2 separate regions of the Homo sapiens genome follow, and region 2 is linked to region 1. Evidence: read pairs that join two places in POLR2A ChIA-PET (ENCODE). Cell type or tissue: GM12878. All regions are shown on one strand. Links, peaks and the distances in the headings refer to the core of each region. The heading gives the core; the rest is flanking DNA. Region 1 has its middle 23 kb from the start of SNHG4. Region 2 overlaps MATR3 (matrin 3).

Evidence for each region. Peaks named below come from ENCODE experiments on the same cell type or tissue, not always from the same donor. Only the 100,000 strongest peaks of a DNase experiment are listed, where the experiment ranks them.
Region 2: POLR2A ChIA-PET joins it to region 1 with 14 read pairs; 3 of 35 experiments call an interaction of 5 or more read pairs at or near these places.

What each region holds. Positions count from the first base shown.
Region 1 is chr5:139,245,831-139,255,425 of GRCh38, forward strand. No RefSeq gene overlaps it. Among named protein-coding and RNA genes, the nearest start is that of SNHG4, 23 kb to the right of the region's middle. In GM12878, for the core only: a CTCF peak has its summit at 5,594 (motif pointing right); DNase peaks (open chromatin) are centred at 5,531 and 6,321; H3K27ac peaks cover 865 bases.
Region 2 is chr5:139,322,650-139,332,244 of GRCh38, forward strand. It overlaps MATR3 (matrin 3), which reads left to right. Exons shown (of 15, transcript NM_018834.6): 12 at 1-318; 13 at 2,791-3,013; 14 at 3,514-3,635; 15 at 6,696-9,028. The coding sequence ends at 6,746. Among named protein-coding and RNA genes, the nearest start is that of PAIP2, 14 kb to the right of the region's middle. RefSeq lists an enhancer at 1-628. In GM12878, for the core only: no CTCF peak of the experiment used is centred there; no DNase peak of the experiment used is centred there.

The sequences.
Region 1 (9,595 bases), core at 629-8,628:
AAAGAAGAGCCAAGGAATGCCAACAATTAAAGGAGTGAGGAAGAAAAAACAATATTTGTGGGCCAATGCTATATCCATACATTTATGCCTAACATTTGGCTGTGTTCTAAGGACATAAGGAAGACCCTGACTAAGAAGCTGGAAGGCTGAGGTATAAGGCATTTCTGGAATAAAAATCCCCATAAATAAGCTAAGGGCCAAAACAGAGTCATGGGCAGGTTGTTCAGAAGCAGAGAGAAAGGCTTTGAAAGGGGAGGAGACTTTAAGAGTCAGCCAGGTGGAAAAGGGCAGAGTAGACCCTTGTCCCCTCCCCTACTATGGGTAACCAGAAGGATATGAAACAGCCCTCTCTGGAGAAAACTGGATAGAGTTTACTCAGGACAGGCAGAGGCAGAAATCAGAAGAGAAATTGTAGGTTGATTTTTCATGGCCAGGATGGGGAATGAAGCTGGCACAGGAGGTAGAAGATAAGGCCTGCCTCCCTGGCCTTGCAATAGGTGAACTGAGCCCTAGGAATTCCTGCCCTCTCCCCTGGACTAGCTCCCCTTGGCCCCTAAGCTCTGGATCTCCCTCTGCCTCCCACCAGTCCTCTTTTGGGGAACAGAACCCGATGCTCTGTGGGCCGAGCATGATGGCTCCAGCACTCCTCCCTCTAGTGACTCATTCCCAAGACTGGGGGTGGCAGGAAGTGCCAGGGCCCCAGAGTTGCAGCCCCATCCGGATTCTGGCAGCTTAGAGACATCCTATATTCTTCCTTCCTCCCCCCACCCCCGCCACCTCCCTCACTTTCAGCTCTGACTCTTGACATTTCTACATAAGAGACACCCACCTCCCCCAATCTCTTCTTGCCTTTCTATTGCCTCCTACAGTACCTAAACTGCAGCCCCTAGGGGCTGCTGGGTTAAAGCAGCCTGATCCCAAGGGGGAATGGACACAACCCACATCTAAGGGCCCTTTCCTAGGAAAGGTGACCAGGCAAGTTCTGTACCCTCATGGCCAGATCTTTGACCGGCAAGGCACATGATCTAGAAAGCATTCTGATTGACGCTTAAAACAACAAAATGGTTTTGCTCCATGCTAAGGTCTTCACAAGTCTGTCTCATTTATTCCTTACAACAACTCTAATACAGATACCATTATCACCGGCATCTGGCAAATAAGAAAAGTGAGAGGAAATGTGAAAAGTAGAAGAGCTCGGCCGGGCGCGGTGGCTCACGCCTGTAATCCCAGCACTTTGGGAGGCCGAGATGGGCGGATCACAAGGTCAGGAGATCGAGACCATCCTGGCTAACACGGTGAAACCCCGTCTCTACTAAAAATACAAAAAAATTAGCCGGGCGCAGTGGCGGGCGCCTGTAGTCCTAGCTACTCAGGAGGCTGAGGCAGGAGAATGGCGTGAACCCGGGAGGCGGAGCTTGCAGTGAGCCGAGATCTCGCCACTGCACTCCAGCCTGGGTGACAGAGCGAGACTCCGTCTCAAAAAAAAAAAAAAGAGAAAAGTAGCAGAACTGGGGCTTAAACCCAGGACTCACATCCTGGGCCTTTAACTGCCAGGCTCCTCTTCCTGTCTTGGGAACAGAGGGCAGTGTAGGCCTCTTTGAGCACAGCCCCCTGAGTAATCTAGGGCAGCACATGCAATCTTGAGGCCCTTGGCACAGCTGCTCTGGGGTCTGGCTTCAACTCTAGCCTCCCTTCTAGTTCTCCGTCCCTTTCTATACCTGCCCCACTCTCCGGGGTGGAAATGTGGAGGGCTACTCAGAGGATTCTCAGCCCCATCAACAGCTTATCTTCCTATTCAACTATTAGGACAAACAGACATCAATGTGATTCCAGGGTTCCCAGGGACTACCTAGAAAGAGGGAAATCAGATAGTAATGCTTATAGGTGCAGGCAGGCAAAAGGAGGCTATAGATACCCAAGCATGGGGTTAGCTGAGGCTTGCAGGCAGAGCAGACATCTGTCAAATCAAAGAGGCATAGAGACAGCCCACATGACAATAGAAATAATGATACCCTTGAATTATGTAGCACTTTATAATTTCTCAAGCACTTTGCAAACATTTGATCCTCCAGATGACCTCCTAGGGCCCAAGGAAGCAGAAAGCATCTTTTATAAGCTGTCACCACCTGTCAAGTTGTCCCCCAAGATGGGGAAAGGCAGGAGCCAGGCAAGGCAGTGAGTGAGTTAACCAAACCCAAGCCACAGTGAGTAATTGATAGTTTTTATGGAGACTTTATCCTCAGACTCCTTAGATATCATATTTCTGTTAGATTATATTTACATAACAGTGCAGGGTGAGAGACCCTGATAAATCTTCTCAGAGGCATGGGGATGAATACTGTGGAAATGTACTTTTGTTGATAGCGATTTGTTTTACTACACTACTGCCCTTCAATCTAGGGAGGAAAGAGCAAGGCTATTGCTTTATGGAGGGAGGGAAGGAGGGAAAGGAGAAGGGGAGGTATATAAAGATCAGAGATCTGGAACAAGAGGAATGAATGAGAGGGGAAGAGACAGGGCTCCGAAAGGGAAAGCTTTAGGCAAGGGGGGCAGAAGGAAAGGACAGGAAAAAGGAAAGCTGGGCCAGATGCGGTGGCTCACGCCTGTAATCCCAGCACTTTGGGAGGCTGAGGCAAGCAGATCACCTGAGGTTGGGAGTTCGAGACCAGCCTGATCAACATGGTGAAAACCCATCTCTACTAAAAATACAAAATTAGCCGGGTGTGGTGGTGCATGCCTGTAATCCCAGCTACTTGGGAGGCTGAGGCAGGAGAATCACTTGAACCTGGGAGGTGGAGGTTGCGGTGAGCCGAGATCGCGCCATTGTACTCTAGCCTGGGCAACAAGAGCAAGACTCCGTCTCAAAGGAAAAAAAAAAAGAAAAAGAAAAAGAAAGAAGAAAGGAAAACTCAGTAGCCAAGGGTGAAAGAAATGGATGATTCTGCAGGAAATGTGGCTTGCTGCTGGGGAATAGCCCTTGGCTGCAAGAATGAGCAAGATTCAGATGTCTTTTTGGCGGGTGCCAAGCTCTTCTTGTCTTTGTAGTTGGTCAAGAGAGATTGGGAGAATAAGGAGAGTCACAGGGCACAGGGGTCCTTTTAAGCCCACTTTTGAGGTGGGATCAAAAGCCTCTCTGGATCTCTTCCAGCCACATCCCACCATTCTCCATCAACCTTTATCCAGAGAGCACATGGGCTCTAGAGCCATCAGGACTGAGCTCTACCAATCCCTGGGTCTGGATCCTTCTCATCCAGAGGTTTAGGTTCTGCCACTAACTTAGCTGGATGGTTTTAATCCTCAAAACTCTCAGCCTTGGTTCTTGGTTTCTCGCTTTTTTTCTTTTCTTTTTTTTTTTTTTTTTTGAGACAGGGTCTAGCTCTGTTGTCCAGGCTGGAGTGCAGTGGCACAATCCTGGCTCACTGCAACCTTCTGCCTCTCAGGCTCAAACCATCCTCCTACCTTAGCCTCCTGAGTAGCTGGAAATACAGGTGTGTGCCACCATGCCCGGCTAATTTTTTGTATTTTTTGTAGAGATGGGGGTTCCACCATGTTGCTCAGGCTGGTCTTGAACTCCTCAGCTCAAGAGAGCTGCCCACTTTGGCCTCTCAAACTGTTGGGATTACATGTGTGAGCCACTGTGCCCAGTGGGCCTTGGTTTCTCTATTGGTGAACTGAGAATTTGTGGTCGGGTGTGGTGGCTCATGCCTGTAATCCCAGCACTTTGGGAGGCGGAGGTGGGTGGATCACTTGAGGTCAGGAGTTTGAGACCAGCCTGGCCAACATGGTGAAATGCCATCTCTACTAAAAAACAAACAAACAAACAAACAAAAATTAGCGAGGCATGTTGGTGCATGCCTGTAATCCCAGCTACTTTGGAGGCTGAGGTAGGATAATTGCTTGAACCCAGGAGGCAGAGGTTGCAGTGAGCCAAGGTTGTGCTACTGTACTGCAGCCTGGGCGACAGAGCAAGACTGCATTTCAAAAAATAAAAATAAAAAAAGGCGAGGGGGTGGAATTTGCTTACTTATCCAACAAATATTTACTGATTATATGCCAGAAATTGTGCTGTGGGGTTGTCTTTTCAACAGAAAACAATATACACAATAGTCCTTTCCTTCAAAGAGCACACAGTCCAACAATGGTAACAAAACACCCTCTAAGAAATGGACCCTGCCTGCACTAGGATAATAATGATGAGAGTCGCTGTCTGCCAGGCACTGTGCTCAGCGCTTACATCCATTAAGTCCTACAATCCTCACGGTGACCTGGTGAGGAAGGTCCTGTTAACTGCTGTCGTTGCCCAGGTGAGAACACCTTAGTTGGGAGGCAGCCTCCTGGACACATCCCATCGTTTTACTGTTTCATTTTCTTCATTGTATGTGCTGCTGTCTAAAATGGGTTTATTAACTCACTTACCTGTTTATTGCCTGCTCACAATTATATCCCCAGCACCAGGCCGGGCGCAGTGGCTCACACCTGTAATCCCAGCACTTTGAGAGGTCATGGCAGGTGGATCACTTGAGGTCAGGAGTTGGAGACCAGCCTGGTCAACCTAGCGGAAACCTCGTCTCTACTAAAAATACAAAAATTAGCCAGGGATGGTGGCACATGCCTGTAATCCCAGCTACTTGGGAGGCTAAGGCATGAGAATGGCTTGAACCCGGGAGGCGGAGGTTGCAGTGAGCTGAGATTGCACCACTGCACTCCAGCCTGGGCAACAGAGTGAGACCCTGTCTCAAAAAAAAAAAAAAATTATAACCCCAGCACCTTGAACAGTCTCTGACCCAAAGTCAGTTCTTTTTTTTTTTTTTTTTTTTTTTTTTTTTTTTTTTTTTTTGAGACGGAGTCTCGCTCTGTCACCCAGGCCGGACTGCGGACTGCAGTGACGCAATCTCGGCTCACTGCAAGCTCCGCTTCCCGGGTTCACGCCATTCTCCTGCCTCAGCCTCCCGAGTAGCTGGGACTACAGGCGCCCGCCACCGCGCCCGGCTAATTTTTTTTTTTTGTATTTTTAGTAGAGACGGGGTTTCACCTTGTTAGCCAGGATGGTCTCGATCTCCTGACCTCATGATTCACCCGCCTCGGCCTCCCAAAGTGCTGGGATTACAGGCGTGAGCCACCGCGCCCGGCACCAAAGTCAGTTCTTAATAAATATCTGTTTAAGGAATGAAGGAATGGAAGGACGAGAAGCTCATGGGGAGCCATCGCCGCCCTGCCTCTCCCGCGGGGTGCCAGTGAGAGTGAACTGAGTGCAGATGCTGAAGCTGCTATATCGCTCTCTAGAAACAGAGGGGACAATGATCAGCTGGCATTTATTTCAGAGAAATGCATTTTCTCCTTATTACTTTTCAGCTGTTTTCTTTTTTTTTTTAAATAACTTTCCTCAGACATTCTGCCCCTTCCTGCCCCGATTCATTCTGCATCCTCTAATAGTGTTATCCTCAGTTTTTCTAGCTCTCTGTTGTCCTTTTGGCTTTCCTGCTTCTTTGTTTCTCTTTCCCATGCCTCTCTGGAGGGAAGCTCACCCAGCTGAATTGTAACTGGTGATTTCCAAGGCCAAGAGGAAGTTCATTTTCACGCCAAAGTCTTCTGCCGGCAGAGGGCACTTTTCTCCATCTGTAAAATGGGCGGAGTATTTTGCAGGGTTTTTTGAATCAGTGCTGGTGAGTCTGTGGGAGAGGGGCCTCAGGACCACAGCACTCACATTTCCCCTGTAGCCAGAGGCTTGCCAAAGCCTTGGCCACAGGAGCCCCATACCCCAACAGAACAATTTCCTCTCCCTCTGTAGGTGCTATTTAGTGTTACAGTAATACTAGTTTGAGGATAAAAGGCCTCAGCATTTTGAGAACTCCTCAATCCACTGCATGGCAGGGTCTGCTGGGGGTATAACCAGCAAGACCATGAGTTAAGTGCAGGAGGGGCTTGTCACATAGGACCAGCAGTGTGTCGGGGTAGATGGAAATGTAGGTCTTGAAATTCAGACAGCTCTGAGTTTGACCTGGCTCAGCCACCTCCTCCGAGCCTCACAGAAGGATGGTTGCTGTTAAAGTGGGCACAGAAACACCTCTGGGCTTTTGAGAATGCTGTACTTTCTGCCTAACAGTCCCTTTCTCTCTTCTCTGTTTAGCTAACACTAAGTCTCCTCTTTGGTACTTTGCCCAAATCAGGCATTCCTCCCAGCACCCTCAGAATCCCTATGCTGAACCAGCTGTAGAACTTAGCCCGTCATGTTGGAATTATTTCTTGCAGGAATGTCCAACCCACCCAACTCAGCACCTCAAAGTCAAGAAATGAGTTTTCTCTTCCTTATAAGCCCTGAGCCAAGCCACATACTGAGCATAAAAGAATAATGTTCAAACCCAGAGATTTTCATTTCCTCCTCTTGAAACGCTGCTCCTTGCTCTATTGTACTAAGCACCCACTATGCATCAGGCACCCTAAATGTGTTGTCTTATTTAATCTTCATAATGGCCCTTTAGTTAGAGATTAAATTAGATAATAACCATTATCTCTCACCTGGACTATGGAAAGAGCCTCCTGCTGAAGGAACACTGCGTTTTTCCTCATCTGACATGCAGCTTCCACTCTTGCCACCTATAGTCTATTCATACAGCAACCAGAGTGATCCTTTTATTTTTTATTTTTTATTTTTTTTGAGACGGAGTCTTGCTCCATCACCCAGGGTGGGGTGCAGTGGCACGATCTTGGCTCACTGCAACCTCCACCTCCCGGGTTCAAGCAATTCTCATGCCTCAGACTCTCAAGTAGCTGGGATTACAGGTGTCCGCCACGAGGCCTGGCTAATTTTTCTGTATTTTTAGTAGAGACAGGGTTCTACCATGTTGGCCAGGCTGGAGACCTCAGGTGATCCGCCTGCCTCAGCCTTTCAAAGTGCTGGGATTACAGGCGTGAGTCACCAGGCCCGGCCAAGTGATCTTTTTAAAATCATGTCTTGACTGGGTGCGGTGGCTCACGCCTGTAATCCCAGCACGTTGGGAAGCCAAGGCGGGTGGATCACTTGAGGTCAGGAGTTTGAGACCAGCCTGGCCAACATGGTGAAACTCCGTCTCTACTAAAAATACAAAAAATTAGCCGGGTATGGTGGCTTGTGCCTGTAATCCCAGCTACTTGGGAGGCTGAGGCAGGAGAATCGCTTGGACCCAGGAGGTGGAGGTTGCAGTGAGCTGAGATTGCACCACTGCACTCCAGTCTGGGTGACAGAGTGAGGCCCCCATCTCAAAATAAATAAATAAATAAATAAATAAATAAAATAAAATCAGTTCTCTCCTCTGCTCAAAGCCCTTCAATGGCTCCCCATTTCACCCTACGTAAAATCCAAATTCCTTACCATGTCCTACAAAGCCCCACATTAACTTCCTTACTCTCAATCCACAAACTTTGACCTCATGCCCTAACACTCTTCCCCCTTGCTGTCTCTGGCAAGCCACATGGGATTTCTGACTATTCCTCAAACATTGCTACTCACACTCCTGCCTCAGGTCCTTTGCACTGGCTGTCCCCTGTGTCTACAAAGCTTTACCCATGATACCCCCACAGTTTGCTCCTTTCCTTATTTCAAGTCTTTGTTCAAATGTCACTTCGTTAGGGAGGTCTTCCTTGACCCTTTCGTGGTGTTTTTAAAATATGCCCACAAAGGCCAAGAGTGGTGGCTTATGCCTGTAATCCCAGCACTTTGGGAGGCCAAGGTGGGCAGATCACTTCAGCCCAGGAGTTCGAGACCAGCCTGGGCAACATAGCAAAACCCCATCTCTACAAAATATATATATAAAAATTAGCCAGGCATGGTGGCGTATGTCTGTAGTCCCAACTACTCGGGAGGCTGAGATGGGAGAATCACTTGAGCCCAGGAGGTTGAGGCTGCAGTGAACTGTGTTCATGCCACTGTACTCCAGCCTAGGTGACCCCCCAAAATAAATAAATAAATAAAGCCTACAGTGTGACCCTCAAAAATAAGCACATAAAATATGCCCACAAATTCTTTGATATTCCTTCCTTCAAGAGCTAGAACTAACTCCACTCCCCTTAACTGTTATATGTACTTACTGACGCCTTTCTAAAGAATGGAATGGAAGTAATGGTGTGTGACTTCTAAGACAAAGTAATAAAAGGCATTATGCCTACCCCAGTCTGCTCATGAGAAAGCATCAGACAAACCCAAATTGAGGGATGTTCTACAAAAGATCTGATCAGTACTCTTCAAAATTGTGAAGGTCACAAAAAAGATGAACTGAGAAACTGTCACAGATTGAAGGAGACTACAGAAACATGATGACTAAATTCAACATAATATCCTAGATGGGATCTTAGAACAGAAAAAGAACATTAATTGAAAAACTGGTGAAATCTGAAAAAAGTTTCGTTAACAGTAATGTACCAATTTTTTTTTTTTTTTTTTTTTTTGAGGCAGGGTCTCGCTCTGTTACCCGGGCCGGAGTGCAGTGTAGCAATTTCTGCTCACTGCAGCCTCTGCTGCCCAGGTTCAAGTGATTCTCCTGCCTCAGCCTCCCGAGTAGCTGGGATTACAGGCATGCGCCACCACATCTAGCTAATTCTTATATTTTTAGTAGAGACGGGGTTTCACCATGTTGGCCAAGATGGTCTCAATCTCCTGACCTCGTGATCCGCCAGCCTCGGCCTCCCAAAGTACTGGGATTACAGGCGTGAGCTACCACGCCCGGCCCCCAGTGTTAATTTATTAGTTTTGGCAAATGTACTATGGTTATGTAAGATATTAACATTAGAGGAAAGCTGGGTGAAATGTACATGGGACTATAGAAACTCAGTATACTATCTTTGCAACTTGTCTGTGAATCTGAATTTATTCCAAAATGAAAAGTTAAAGAAAATGCATTGTGGCTTCCTCCTTGCCCTCCTTCTTGGAGAACATGCTGCCATGTCATAAGTACACTCAAACAGTCCTGTGGGGAGGTCCACATGGTGAGCAACTGAGGCCTCCAGCCACAGCCATATGAATGAGCTGTCTTGGGAGCAGATCCCTCCAGCTCTAGTTAAGCCTTCAGATAATTGTGATCCTAGCTGACATCTTTTTTTTTTTTTTTTTTTTTGAGACAGAGTCTTCCTCTGTCACCAGGCTGGAGTGCAGTGGCATGATCTTGGCTTACTGTAACCTCCACCTCCTGGGTTCAAGCCATTTTCCTGGCTCAGCCTCCCGAGTAGCTGGGATTACAGGCACCCACCGCCACACCCAGCTAATTTTTGTATTTTTAATAGAGATGGGGTTATCACCATGTTGGTCAGGATGGTCTCGATCTCCTGACCTCATGATCCGCCCGCCTCGGCCTCCCAAAGTGCTGGGATTACAGGCGTGAGCCACCGCGCCCGGCGTCTTTTTTTTTTTTTAGACAGAGTTTTGCTCTTGTTGCCTAGGCTGGAGTGCAATGGCGCGATCTTGGCTCACTGCAACCTCTGCCTCCCGGGTTCAAGCAATTCCGCGTCAGCCTCCCATGTAGCTGGGATTACAGGTGCCCACCACCACACCCGGCTAATTTTTTTTAATTTTATTTTTAGTAGAGACAGGGTTTCGCCATGTTGGCCAGGCTGGTCTCGAACTCCT
Region 2 (9,595 bases), core at 1-8,000, 76 kb after region 1:
AAAACTGATGGTTCCCAGAAGACTGAGAGTTCAACCGAAGGTAAAGAACAAGAAGAGAAGTCCGGTGAAGATGGTGAGAAAGACACAAAGGATGACCAGACAGAGCAGGAACCTAATATGCTTCTTGAATCTGAAGATGAGCTACTTGTAGATGAAGAAGAAGCAGCAGCACTGCTAGAAAGTGGCAGTTCAGTGGGAGACGAGACCGATCTTGCTAATTTAGGTGATGTGGCTTCTGATGGGAAAAAGGAACCATCAGATAAAGCTGTGAAAAAAGATGGAAGTGCTTCAGCAGCAGCAAAGAAAAAGCTTAAAAAGGTAAAGAAAGATACATTGATTTGTTTTAATAGAACATTAGATCAGATCAGTATTTCAAGTTATTTACCTAAGCAGGATCAGATAGAATTATATGATTTAAATCAGAAAATAAATCAGATATGAACCAGAATATAAACATTTAAATCTAAACTCTGCAATAAATAATTAAATAAGACATTTTATTATAGTTGGCAAAAAACATCAGCTCAAAGAGGAAACTTTTCAGTAAAAATGAGGGAGAAAGACTCAAAATATATGTGCTTCTGTATTGTAGTGGTGTAGTGGTAGCATATAGGTAGGCAGCCTTATAGTGTAGCTTTGAAAAAAAAAATACAGGACGTGAGTTTGCAGTAAGTTAACTGACCCAACATAGTTAAAACTTTTGCCACTCATTCAAAAATTATTGAATAATTTTTCCTATTTGAGAAATGTTGGCCTGGTCAGATACCTTAGTATCCTTTAAAACAATTTTATTTGAACAAGTAAGTCATTTAGAAGCCATGTATAAAGTGAATATAAATATAAAAATACACACATGCTATAAAGAAGAGTAAACAAAGGACCCACATTGAGCTGACTGCCTAGCTTAAGGAGTAGGGCATTAAAATGCCTTTGAGGCAAACTTTTTATGTTAAATGGCTCATAAAATGTCGGAGTCAGGCGGGCCCAGTGGCTCACGCCTGTAATCCCAGCACTTTGGGAGGCCCAGCAGATCAGTTGAGGCCAGGAGTTCAAGACCAACATGGTGAAACCCCGTCTCTACTAAAAATATGAAAATTAGCCGGGCGTGGTGGCACATACCTGTAGCAGCTACTTGGAAGGCTGAGACAGGAGAATTGCTTGAATCTGGGAGGCAGAAGTTGCAGTTAGCCAAGATCACATCACTGTACTCCAGCCTGGGTGACAAGAGCAAGACTGTCTCAAGAAAAAAAAAAAGTAGAGCGAAATGAGATTTTTGCCATCCTATTCCATATTCCATTGGTTCCTTTTATGCAACATTCAACTCAAAACCAATATTTACCTCAGTTTTTATTTGATGGCTTGGTCAAATAACTTCATTAATTTTTCTCACTAGAGCTGATCATTATGTTTACATTTGTAAATGCTAATAATTACTGATGTTTATGGCATTTAATGCCATACGTTTTTCTAAGTTTAAATTTATTAATTTAATCCTCACAGTAACCATATGCATCTCATACTGTGATCTCCAGTCCATAAATGAGGAAAATTGAAATATGGAGAAGTTAAATAATCCCATACTGCTTATAAGACACAGAGCCAAAATTTAAACTTGGGCAGTCATTCTTCAGAGCATGATTGTTTTTTTTTTTTTTTTTTTTGGAGACGGAGTCTTGCTCTGTTGCCCAGGCTGGAGTGCGGTGGTGTGATCTCAGCTAACTGCAACCTCCACCTCCCAGGTTCAAGTTCTGCTGCCTCAGCCTCCCAAGTAGCTGGGATTACAGGTGTCCACCACCACACGAGGCTAATTCTTGTATTTTTAGTAGAAACGAGGTTTCGCCATGTTGGCCTGGCTGGTATTGAACTCCTGAGATCTCAGGGTGATCCGCCCACCTCAGCCTCCCAAAGTGCTGGAATTACAGGTGTGAGCCACCATGCCTGGCCCAGAGCTTGGTTTTTTAGCCATTACACTGTTTGAGTATTTGCTCTAAAGAGTAGGTATTTGCAGTATACTGTCTTACAAAGGATATTGCTCAACTTTTACCAAATCAAGTTTTTTACACATTGCCTAGCAGCATTGTAGTCTCAGAAAAGATAAAATATGAATATTCCTATCTCATTTAACTTCTGCTCTTTGTGTGAGGCAGACCTTCCATTTTTTAGTTTTAAAATAAGCTAAATTATTTTTCAAATTATCAGTAATTTTTTGGAAGAAAGGAAGAAGTTACTATTTTGAGCCAATGAATAAAGACAAAGACGCGGCCGGGCACGGTGGCTCACGCCTGTAATCCTAGCACTTTGGGAGGCCGAGGTGGGTGGATCACGAGGTCAGGAGATCGAGACCATCCTGGCTAACACAGTGAAACCCCGTCTCTACTAAAATTACAAAAAAAATTAGCCGGGCGTGGTGGCGTGCGCCTGTAGTCCCAGCTACTCGGGAGGCTGAGGCAGGAGAATGGCGTGAACCAGGGAGGCGGAGGTTGCAGTGAGCCGAGATCGCGCCACTGCACCCCAGCCTGGTCGACAGAGCAAGACTCCGTCTCAAAAAAAAAAAGGCAAAGACGCTATCCGTTTCCCTTCAAGTAAAGCAGACAGAAGGGATGCTGCAGGATAATTGTTGCAGAGTAAATTTGTCTTTCTTAACAGCGTCGTTTTCCAGGGAGTATGGAAGGTTTTGTCACTCTAGATGAGGTTGGTGATGAGGAAGATTCGGAACTTCAGAAACTTCGTAAATCGGGCATGGCATTTAAATCTGGTGACAAAAATGATGATGGTTTGGTTGAAATTAAGGTGGACAAGATCGAGGAACTTGATCAAGAAAACGAAGCAGCGTTGGAAAATGGAATTAAAAATGAGGAAAACACAGAACCAGGTGCTGAATCTTCTGAGAACGCTGATGATCCCAACAAAGATACAAGTGAAAACGCAGATGGTCAAAGTGATGAGAACAAGGACGACTATACAATCCCAGATGAGTATAGAATTGGACCATATCAGCCCAATGTTCCTGTTGGTGAGATTTAAGTCTTTGTTCTTCACCTTCCTCACTCTCCTCAAAACAAACTCTTAGGTTTTAAAATAAGATTTTAAAGTTGGTCTTACATAAGCTGTGATAGCATTTTAAATTTGCTTTGTTTCTATGGGGAACAATTTATAAATCTTAATTGATATATTTTCCTCTCATGCATGTCTCTGATTTTGTATTATTTTCTGTTGTTATTCCACAATGTGTTCCCTTTTTTCGTAAAATTTCTTGCAAGTTACACGCTTTTGTTTTGCTTTTCTGTGTTGTTTTTCTGTATTATATTTCTTTTTTTAAGAATACAGTTAGGTGAGACCTCAAACATCAATTAGGTAAAAGCAAAATATGGTTCGGTTTTTGTTTTTTATCTTAGGCTGTATTGGACTTCTCAAAAACATGTTGTTTCATTTAAATTATGTTGACAGGTGAAATTGTGAATACTAAATAAAATCTTCAGTTTAATTTGTAAGAATGTATGTTTGTATTTCTAGGTATAGACTATGTGATACCTAAAACAGGGTTTTACTGTAAGCTGTGTTCACTCTTTTATACAAATGAAGAAGTTGCAAAGAATACTCATTGCAGCAGCCTTCCTCATTATCAGAAATTAAAGGTAAGGTTGAATGTAAAACAGTTCTTTTGTGAAAACTTAACAAGTTATGGAAATAAGTGGGGTATATAAGTAAAATGTGTATAGTGTTCTCTCTAGACTCAGTGCAGTGCTTTCTCCTGAAGATAACTTTTTATTTACTTTTTTTTTTTTTTTTAAAGACAGTTTCTCTCTTGTTGCCCAGGTTGGATTGCAATGGTGCAATCTTGGCTCACTGCAACCTCTACCTCCTGGGTTCAAGCAATTTTCCTGCCTCAGCCTCCCAAGTAGCTGAGATTACAGGCATGCACCACCACACCCAGCTAATTTTTGTATTTTTAGTAGAAATGGGGTTTCACCATGTTGGCTAGCCTGGCTGGTCTTGAACTCCTGACCTCAGGTGATCCACCCACCTCAGCCTCCCAAAGTGCTGGGATTACAGGCATGAGCCACCGCGCCTGGCCTTTTCTTTCTTTATTGATGGGTTATCAAAACATCTGTTGAACCTCTTGTCATAGTTTACCCTTGCTACATAACAATTTAGTGTTTTCTAACCATATTATAAATTCTGTGGTAGAATTAAACTTATTCAAGTATTCTCAGATTGTTGTTGGGCTGTACTTTCTCTAATTTGAAAGATGCTGGGAGTCTGAATACTAAAAGTGGCATGACCATTCATATTAAAATAATTTTTAATATTGACATTATTATTGACACTTCAGTTATTTTTATGACCAAAAGTATATAAAGATCAAAAGCATAAATACATAAACCACAACATCACTAAAGAATAATTCCTATTGAGATATATTGAAATTTGTTTTTGTAATTATCAGCTTCTTTGGACTACCTATTGAAATAGTGACTGAAACTTAAAAGTAGTTGCTAAACAAGTCAATTATAGATACCTTGGTTTTTCACACTGCTTTATAATAAGTTAACTATAGTTACTCAGTCATTAGATATGTTCTCTGTTGACTAAATGGATGAATGTAATCTTTAATTTTGGAAATAATTCAAGTTCTTGGCTGTGTGTCACTTCTGTTTTTTTTTTTTTTTTTAAATGTAACTGCTCTTTGCCACCTATATGTCTTTTACCATCCTGTATATGAAGAAAGAATTGTGGCTATTTGCAATGGTAGCAGCAATGTAGTACAAATTATTTTATTTTATTTTTTTGAGACAGTTTTGCTCTTGTTGCCCAAGGCTGAAGTGCAATGGCGCGATTTTGGCTCACCCCAACCCCCGCCTCCCAGGTTCAAGCCATTCTCTTGCCTCAGCCTCCTGAGTATCTGGGATTACAGGCATGCGCCACCATGCCCAGCTAATTTTGTATTTTTAGTGGAAATGGGGTTTCTCCATGTTGGTCAGACTGGTCTTGAACTCCCAGCTTCAGATGATCCTCCCACCTCAGCCTCCCAAAATGCTGGGATTACAGGCCTGAGCCATAGTGCCCGCCCTGGTACAAATATTTTTATCTGCTTTGATTTTAAGCTGTTTGGGGTCAAAAACTATATGTATTGTCGAGAAGAATATGGAAATAATATAAAAGATTGCTAGGTGCTTCTTGTGGCTCCTTTTATTATTTCCTTATATTTTATTTATTTTTTTTTTATTTGAGACAGAATTTTGCTCTTGTTCCCCAAGCTGGAGTGCAATGGCACAATCTCAGCTCACTGCAACCTCTGCGTCCCGGGTTCAAGCAATTCTCCTGCCTCAGGCTCCCGAGTAGCTGGTATTACAGGCGTGTGCCACTTCGCCTGGCTAATTTTTTGTATTTTTAGTAGAAACGGGGTTTCACCATGTTAGCCAGGCTGGTCTTGAACTTCTGACCTCAGGTGATCGCCTGCCTCAGCCTCCCAAAGTGCTGGGATTACAGGCGTGAGCCATCATGCCCGGCCTATTATTTCCTTTTATTAAAAAAAAAAAAAAAACTTTGTCACCTTCATCAAGAAACTGTTAAGCATTACAGTAACTTGCTAATGGTAAATTGATACTTTCCTAACTGGATGTTTGTGGGGTGATTTTTTGTTGTTGTTGTTTTTCTTTAAAAGATATAATGGCTTTTAATTCTTACTATTTTGCATTAACTATATAAAGTTGAAATTCCAATGAGATGGAAAGAAGCTTTGGACATTTTAGGTTAGATTTTTTAATATGTCTTTTGTACTTTCATTAGTGTCTTAATGGAGCTCCCGTGTCTAGAAACTCTAGCAGTCACAGGTTTAATGGCAGGGGTCAGCAAGCTACACTCGTGGCTCAGTCATCTGTTTTTGTAAGGTTTTATTAGAACCCACAGCCATAATCATTTAAGTGTCATCTATAGTTGTTTTAGTTTATAATTGAGTGCAGGATTGAGTAGTTGTAACAAAGACTGAATGGCCCAATGAGTCTAAAATATTTACTGCTGGCCTTGCAAGAAAATGTTTGTTCAGGTGATTTAATGAGTAGTGCATTGAGGCCAGATGTGATAGCTCTTGCCTGTAATCCCAGCACTTTGGGAGGCGGGGACAGGCAGATCACCTGAGATCAGGAGTTTGAGACCAGCCTGGCCAACACGGTGAAAACCCCGTCTCTACCAAAAGTACAAAAAAATTAACTGGGCTTGGTGGCGGGTGCCTGTAATCCCAGCTGCTTGGGAGGCTGAGGCAGGAGAATCACTTGAACCTGGGAGGTGGAGGTTGCAGTTAGCCGAGATCACGACACTGCACTCCAGCCTGGGCAACAGAGCAAAACTCTCCCTCAAAAAAAAAAGAATAAAAGTGCATGTCATTTAAACCCATAGTTCTTGAATAGTGTCAGTTCAGTGTGACTGTGGTCTTTGTTTTCTCATCTCTAAAAATTAGGGTTAATTATAACATTTGAAATACCCATTTTATACCTTTTACCATTTTTTCCCCGTGCCTTATTGTAATGTCCTGAAAGTTTTTGTGTGCTAATGAGGATTAACTAATTGTTGAAAATATTGACAAAATTATAGTTTAAGTCCCTAAACTTGGATATAGGATATTTGATTTTGGAATTAATCCATTTTGCTGCATTTCTCTTAGGTGACTTAATGGCTGTAATTCTCTTTCTTTATAGAAATTTCTGAATAAATTGGCAGAAGAACGCAGACAGAAGAAGGAAACTTAAGATGTGCAAGGAGATTTAATGATTTCAAAGAAAATAATGGTTCTTTGTTTTTAATGTTAACCTTTTTTAAATACAATACTGATAGTTAGAAGAAAACTATTGTACTCTTTTGTTTTAGTGGAGAAATAATAGATGTCTGTTCATGTGTTAAGTGTTATAGCAAAAAAAATACACATATGGTTAAGTTAATGAATAGTTTTTGTTTTATCAGAATGGCAACAGACAGAAGTACTTTGTAGAGATTGACTTCCTAAGCTACTTAAGACAACTTGCACCACTAAGAAAAAAATGTAGAACCATTTGGAAAAATGAAATTTAGTAGTTCCAAGTTTCAAAGAAATGTCAACATTTTATTCCATTCAATAAAGAACAAAACCAATAGTGTTTTTATTACTTTCATCTGAAACATTCCATGTTTTAATCTGAGCCTTGCAGACTTTCATTTGGAGTTTGAACCCGTTTTGGTTGCATTTCATTTTTGGAGAACTTAATTAACGTGAGATTGGCAATTGAAATGCAGGTGCAGTTTTCTGTTAATGTCATGCTGTTGTTTAGGTAATAAGAAATATTAAGTAATTGGCTTTAGATTTTGTAATTTTTTTCCCTGAGTTCCTGCTAGATTTCGTATTCTAGTAGTCAATGTATTTTCAGTGAAATGCAAAAATATTCCCGTTATCTTTGACCAGTATTAATTTTTGAGATCTTACTGCTTGTCACTTGAATCCCGTGATTGTCATACATCTCTGGTATAAGCAACATTTGATTTTTGAAGTGTGTAGACCATCTCTTCATATTTTCAAGATGTAATTTTACATTTCTGCATTTTTAAAACAGTTTGGCCATAATCCTAGATGCACGCTTCTAATTCATGTACCTGCACATGTGACCTTTGTGAACAGAAATTTGCATGTATAATTTGTGTTTACTTGTAACTTTCTGGTTATATACTGCTTATATCTGTGGATTCAAGTTACTGAAGTGAATACCAATAAAAAGAAAACCCTAGGCCATGTTAATTGGTTATACATGTTTGGAATGTTAACCAACGTATTTGTCAGTTGTGGTTTTTATTCGCTCTTAAACTTTGTGCATGCTTTAACAATTTATTACTTTTAAATCTAGAGTGAATTCTAAAGACTGCCGCTAAAGATCTGAGTTTTAAAAATGTTGTTGCTGGTGGATTTCTTGTTCCTGTTACATAACTAAAAGTGAGGCCATTTGTGGTTTTTAAAAACCTTATGAATTAAAAATGCTACAGGTGAACAAACAGAAGCTTATGTTTAGAGATATTGATGACTTAACAGTACAATTGGAAGTAATACGGATGAGCAAGAATTAGTTCTGCAGCTTTTCAAAATAATTACGTAGAGACTCTTGGTATATTGGATTATCTGTTGTAAACAATTTTTTTTTCTTCCCTGACACAGGGTCTCACTCTGTCACCCAGACTGGAGTGCAGTGGCACAGTTCTCTGCAACCTCAGCCTTTGGGCTCAAATGACCCTCCTACCTCAGTCTCCTGAGTAGCTGGGACTACAGGCTCATGCCACTATACCTGGCTAGTTTTTGGTTTTTTTGTATAGATGGGGCTTTGCCATGTTGCCCAGGTTGATCTTGAATTCCTGGGCCCAAGTGATCTGCTCGCTTCAGCCTCCCAAAGTGCTGGGACTGTAGGCATGAGCCACCATCCCTGGCCAAGAAACAAAGTTTTAATTTCAAAAAAATCTACAAAAACAGGATAGGCATTGTCTTTCAAATGTTCAGACCCCAGTTTATTAAAGGATACTTCAAATAGTTGGCTAAATTTTATGATCTCTCCCGTTGAAAAGTAGGTGATGATTTTAATGTGACATGCACAAAAAATCCTTGCCAGTTTACTTCTGCAATTTAATTTTAGCCTTTACTAATTACCCACTTCTGTTTAATTCCAATTTTTAACAGCAGGTACATAAAGCATTATGTGCACAATGGAGTTCTTCAGTGTTTCCTTTCAGTGATGGCTTTTTCATAGCTTCAACTTTGTTGGATTTAGCAAGTTGAAGGAAAGAATGCTATGTTTTTAATACCTACATTTGAGAGCATTTAGAAATCAGAAATTATAATAAGCTGTTAGTGATAAATCTGTAACAGCCCTTCGATTACGAGAAAACCTCTTTTTAGTAGGAATGTTTCCACTCATGTTTGCTGTAAAGTTTAAGAACATTTTTCCTACGGCTATGTCAGCCCTTAGTTTAATCTTACATTATCCTACAAAAGTGAATGAAACTTCTAGAAGTACCTTGAGTTTGTTTTACAGTTCTTTTTTATTGACCGATTGCTAGTAAATTTGGGATCTGAGAGTGTCCTTTATAAGACTTTAATTGGATAGCTGTAATATTGCTTTGAGTATTCCAAAAATAAGTTCATTTGAAATGTTATTCAAGAATATGAATTTCCAACCATAGTGTGTGTGCATCAGTACCTCTAGAGATTTATTTATTTATTATTATTTATTTTTTTTTTTGAGACTGTGTCGCCCAGGCTGGAGTGCAGTGGAATGATGTTGGCTGAATTCTCCTGCCTCAGCCTCCCAGGTAGCTGGGACTACAGGTGCATAACTGCCATGCCCAGCTAATTTTTCTTAGTAGAGGCGGGGTTTCACCATGTTGACCAGGCTGGGCTCAAACTCCTGACCTCAAGTAATCTACCTGGCCTCCCAAAGTTTTGGGATTACAGGCATGAGCCACCACACCCAGTCCCTCCAGTGATTTTAAGTGGTAACATCCTGAGGAGCTTTTTAGGAATAGCCATTATTTGAATTCGCTAAGGACAGGTTCCCCTGCCACCTTTTTTTAAGGTGATGGGGACTGG